2 separate regions of the Mus musculus genome follow, and region 2 is linked to region 1. A link is a loop called in an ENCODE intact Hi-C map of the cell type or tissue named here. Cell type or tissue: left cerebral cortex. All regions are shown on one strand. Each heading gives the region's core, and the rest is flanking DNA. Links, peaks and the distances in the headings are about the cores only.

What was found. Peaks named below come from ENCODE experiments on the same cell type or tissue, not always from the same donor. Only the 100,000 strongest peaks of a DNase experiment are listed, where the experiment ranks them.
Region 2: it touches region 1 in a loop (8-fold over the local background); 20 of 42 quality-filtered maps call a loop at or near these places.

Annotation. Positions count from the first base shown.
Region 1 is chr13:4,775,471-4,778,403 of GRCm38, reverse strand. No RefSeq gene overlaps it. Among named protein-coding and RNA genes, the nearest start is that of Gm40658, 51 kb to the right of the region's middle. In left cerebral cortex, for the core only: a CTCF peak has its summit at 1,367 (motif pointing left); a DNase peak (open chromatin) is centred at 1,366.
Region 2 is chr13:6,470,688-6,473,620 of GRCm38, reverse strand. No RefSeq gene overlaps it. Among named protein-coding and RNA genes, the nearest start is that of Pitrm1, 76 kb to the left of the region's middle. In left cerebral cortex, for the core only: a CTCF peak has its summit at 1,775 (motif pointing right); DNase peaks (open chromatin) are centred at 1,768, 2,225 and 2,326; H3K27ac peaks cover 1,181 bases.

The sequences.
Region 1 (2,933 bases), core at 222-2,721:
TTTTACTTTTCATCTGCCAAAAGGTCGTCCTAAATCCTTGGGATAAATTCAATCTTAAGAGAATTACATTTACTTTTTTGAAATTACTTTGCCTAATAATTGTATAAAAGGTTTGTGAGCCATTAATGGACCACGTGAAGGCAAAGCTTAGCCTTCTGCTCATAATGAAAATGAAATACTATATTGGAATACCAGACAATAGATACCTCTAGGGTTTATATTCCTGACTCAGTTTCTCTTAATGTCACAGGACTTATGGGGGACATGCCACTTTACAGGCATTGTTTTCCCAGAATATCTTTTGTGGTTACAGGGAAAGCTTCACTGAGTCTGTTTTGCTTATACTTTCTATATAAGTACCAGAACATTCCAAACACTTATGAAGAGTACACAGAACTGATGTAATTATGGAGTATTTTGGGCACTCTGAAAGTGCATCTTTCTATGTTTTGGAATGGTGTATATAAACAACTGAAAAATATTTTGAGGAAATAAAACAAAGGAAATTTAAAAGAAAAAAATCTCAAAGATGGAAATTTTAAGGCATAAAAGATGCCACTTGCATGCATCCAAGATGAATTTTTGGATATGATGAGAGTTGAAAACATCTTCATTTCTTGAATTAAGACCATTTTTGTTTGTTTGCATTTTATTTGTTTGTTCATTTATTGTTTGGCAAAGAAAGATAGTGGCAAAATAGGATACAATGCTAGTTTGCAATGAACTTCCTCCTGATGTCCCAGGAGGTGCCCAAAAATGGGAGAATGATCCTTCTCCTTTCTGGTAGCCTGTGACCATTACAATACTTATTCCTCTTGGGTAGTACTCCACTGGAGTACACTGTATGGGGTACACTGTATGCTGAACTTTATCTGTTCACTAGTGACATTTATGAAAGGTATAATTCAGGGATAGGATAGGCTCTACTCAGAGTGTTTCAAATTAATCCATATTTTTAAATAATATATGTATATAATGTGTAGAAAATTGGTTTATAGAATCTAGTTTATATACTATATCAATGTACACACTGAATTATATTTTATCCACGTATTTAGCCAAATGTATGTATTCAAATAAACCAGTCATATCAGAAAGTCCACTATTTGCTGATGGAAATTTAAGTAACCCATTTTTGGTTTTTCTGTTCTTAGAACTATTGGCTTCTCCGAATTATATTCAGTGATTTTGATTTTGACAACAGACTATGGTAAAAATTATGTTTGAGAAACAAGAAAGGAAGTAATAAAAAAAAATCTTCTTTGAATAGTACATGGCTAAGTTCACACAATCGCCTACCTCCATTTCAGAGAAGAAAGGAACACTGCAGCTATGACCAATGTTGAGCAGACACCGCTGCCCCCTTCTGTCCATTTTCTGTAAGGAACCAATGATTCCTGGCCTTTTGTTGCACGAAACTTCTGAGGGAACTGATTTTGAAATTACAAACATGTGAGCCTCATCCTTAGAACATCTGAGGCTCAGCTGAAAAGCAAAGGATCCTTGGAAACATAGAATTAAGATATACATTTTTCATGTTGGTCTTATTAGTGTAATATAATCAGAATAAAAACATGGGCTTCATTTTTTTTTGGCTTCATTCTTAATAACACAATCAGAAATGGATACATTTTCTTTTGGGTTTAGAAAATTCTATTAGAAAGCTGTCAAGCTGACTCAGTAGGTAGAGACATCTGTCTGCATGCCTGACTTCAGCTCCATCCCTGGGACCCGTGCCATGGAAGAGAAGAAACAACTTCTGCAGTGCACATGTGCCTACATACATGATTACACACACACACACACAAACACACACGTTTATATATATATATATATGTATATATATATATATATATGTAATAAAATATAAACAAATAATATTTATATAATAAATAATACGCAGATGATAGATAGATAGGTAGACAGACAGACAGACAGACAGACAGATAGATAGATAGATAGACAGACAGACAGACAGATAGATAGACAGACAGATAGATAGATAGATAAAATATAACTTTAAAGGCATATAAGGGCTGGGAAAATGGCTCAGTGGATTACATGCTTATTGTGCAGGGAAATGAGCTGAATATGGTTCCTGACAACCCACATAAAGCGTCAGCTGTGTGCCTGTAATCTCAGTCAGGAAGGACTGTGACTTGCCTTCCACTAGTCAAACAGTAAGATAGGGTCTGTTAAGGACTTTGCCTCAAAGTATAAGGGAGAGACAATGTCACCCAACATGGAATTCTGGTCTCCGTGTGCACAGACAAATGTATCCATCATAAACATACATACGCTCATACATTATCAATATCTGTAAGTATATAGTATAGTGTACCTTGAAAGAGTGAATATAGTAAAATAACAGCTATTAATATAGTATTATATCTCTATATGTATTCATTATAGTCTAGTAATAGTAATCCAAACTAACACATTAATACACATACTATGTAAAATATTTAATATACATTGTAATATGCATATGTAGGCATACTTACATATCAGTGTAAATGTAGTTGTGCATGTGTCTTTGTAGTTTAAAGGCTATAGCATACAATGCAGTTTATGTATATATCATATATAATATACATACATATACAGTAATATACACCAAGTATACACATACACATTTGCATGCATTGTTCACTAACATCTGCATTTAGTGCTGTAATTTGTAAGAGCGTTATCTCAATTTGAAGTTTCAGTTTGTTTTCAAAGTTCACACAAACAAGCTTTTTTATTATTACCAATTATTCCAGTGTTTCCAGAGACAGGTTTGATGCAGCAAAGTCCTTTGATCCACAGACAAGCACAATCTGATTTCAGCCAGAAAAGGCACTGTAGTCAAATTCCTTTCTTACAAGTGATCTGAAAAATTCTATTGAACTCATTTGATATTTTCAGTTGGTGAAAAATGTAGGCACTAC
Region 2 (2,933 bases), core at 282-2,781, 1.7 Mb before region 1:
GATGCATGCTGTTGCCCAAGGCTCTGATTTCCTGGCATTCTTCTGTCTTGATTGTCTACATATTTCCCTGCCCACGTGTGCACTGGACAGCCTCTACACAGCTGAGGACAAATAAGGTATATTGCATGTAGCCGGGTCAGGTCTTTTTCTATGACACATAGCCTCCAGGTTTCCACGTACATCCACATTTCATGCAGATGCAAGGGCTTATCTCTGGTGAATAATGAAGAGATAAATGTAAGAACAGTATTGGCAAGGGGCTCTACAAAGGGCAGGGGACATTCCTAGGCGAAGGGTAAACAGTGAGATCCAATGAGGACACTCTCACCTCAGAAAGAATCACTGGAGGCAGTGAGTTCTTGGGCTTAGGAAATGGAGATTAATTGGTAGAACATGCCTAGCTAGCATGCATCCCACTTGACGATATACGTCCACAATGCCAACATGTGCAATATGTAGACAGGAGGATCAGAAGTCCACTGTTATTCTTAGCTACATATCGAGGTCAATGCACACCTATGCTACACAAGACCTAGTATTAAAAAATGGATACAGACCATACTGTGCTCTCCTGTTCTAGCATTAAAAAAGAATTCCTCTGCTCCAAAGACAGTCTCTCATCAGGCAAGATGGTGATATCTTAGTTCCACAATGCAAAATCACCCACTGCACTATCATCATCTTGCATTTTTGAAAGATTTATTTGTTTTTACCCTATGTGTGCTGGTGTTTTGCCTTCACGTGTGTCTGTGCACCTTGTGCATGCAGCACCCAAAGTTGCCAGAACTAAAGTTGTGAGTCACCGTGTGGGTGCTCAGAATTGAACCCAGGTCCTCAGAAGGAGTAAGTAGCCAGCGCTCTCAACCACTGAGCCATTCCTCCAACCTCATAACTGTGATTTTAGTGAGAGATTAAGGAGAAAGGGATCAATCCAACCAACAGAAGAGTATGCACACATGTTTATTAATGATTCACTTATAATCCACATCTTTGCGGTCTGTGTTTGTGCGGGGAACATGCACATGACTCTTCCCACTGAGAATTCCTTATCACAAAGTCCTGCTTTCAGAATATGAAGAGCTATTAGGCCTCTTCTGTGTCTCGTGTTAGCTTTTTTTTTTCAGGATGCAGAGAAATGATGGCAGTACCCACTAGTTAGTTCATCATGCAAGGGTGTAGGCAGAAAGTCCCTGTGAAATGAAGGATGTTCAATTAATAATTCCCACGTTATAGTTGGCTTCATTAGGAAGTTATTACATAAAGAATGGAAGTTCATTTAAAGTTAAATACACACACACACACACACACATAATTTTATGCATAGGGCTCTGGGCTCCTTCCCTAGCACCGTGTGAACAAGGTTGTAATCCAAAGTTGCAAGGGAGTACGGAAGGAGCAGAAGTTAAAAGGCCTCCATGCTATATAATGAGTTTGAGGCTAGCCTGGGATATATGAGACACCACCTCAAAACAAAAGAAAGAACTTCTTGGTTGCCGTGACAACTCATAAACTCCTGGGGATAGGAAATCCATTTTGTCTGATGACCCAGGGAGCTTATCGCAGAGAGGATTTTGGATCAGGTTCATTGAGGTCAAGTGTTCTCAAGAACTTCAGATGCTCAAGGATTTATTTTATTTTACTATCTGCATATATTCGGGAAGACTCTAACACAAGGCAACGAAGTATTTACTAATGTTTTGAGTTCCTAGGAGCCAACCCTCATACTGGCATCCAACCAGGTAGAAGTGAAAGGATTGCATCTCGAGTAAGACACCACTAGGTGTCGCTACCTTCCTCTGAATGGGAGTCACCGAGGCCTCCTGCCATGCGGCTAAAATGAACTAGAGCAAAAATTGTGTTGATTTCAAGGAAAGCGTTCTTCTAATAATAATGAGATGGTAATTAGTAGGGGAAATGGCATAAAATTATTTCAGCATTTAGGAAAACTATGATTCTAAGCTACAGAATTTTTTATTTTTTGTTTGGAAGTTCATTCAGCGAATGTGCAAGAACTTCCGAGTTAATAGCATAGCCTTAATGAGGGAGGATCTCGTTTTTACCCCCTGTGGACAGAACCCTCGGATACTCTCCAGGGCAGTGTAAGGGTGATTTCTAATGGGTCTATAAGATTTCTAAAGGCTCCCACTTGGTCTAGCATAAGGACCCCATTCAATCCTCAGGTAGGCTGCAGGGCATATGGAGACTGACAAGCACTTAGCGGGCATGGACAGGACACCGGACACACCCCAGTCACCTCTCATGTAGCTGACCTCGATTTTACTGATCAGGTTGAAAACAAATTGTAACTTTTCCAAAGCCAAGTTCAAAGTCAAAGTAGATTTCGGAATGCAGGCTGTGTGTCTCTGGGATCCCCGCTGTTCGCATTATGCTTCATGTCTTCTGTGTTTGACCTTCAGTGGGCAACTATTAAGGGAGACAAAAAGGAACCAGAGGGCAGAAATAGAAGGGAACATTTCTTAGAAAACCCCTGAAAGAAAAGTAAACCAGACTAATGCTCTTCTTTTAATTTAGCCCTGTCGTTGCAGAGGTGAGAATTAGGATTTGCAAGGAGCCTCTTCTTTGAACCAATCCAAATAAAATGAAAAAGAGCTTGAGGCACGAGGCTGATGCTGTGTGACCTGAGAAAGTTGAGGCTGCTTCTTTGCATATGCAATGAGCAGCCAGGGTGTGAAAATAGACAGGATCGGGCCTCTCTTGGCTGCGGATTCCTAGCTGTGCCTCTAACACGTTCCTTTCATGCCTGCACCTCTTATACCATTATGCGGTTTGAGCCACATGCAGGAATAATGATTCAGCTTAGACTAGACACAAGGGCCAACCAGATTTGAGCTGATTTCTAAACCAAATCCCAGGTTTGGAAAATTACTAGTGTATGTCGCAGTTGCAATATATTAAGAACTTCTCTAAATGAA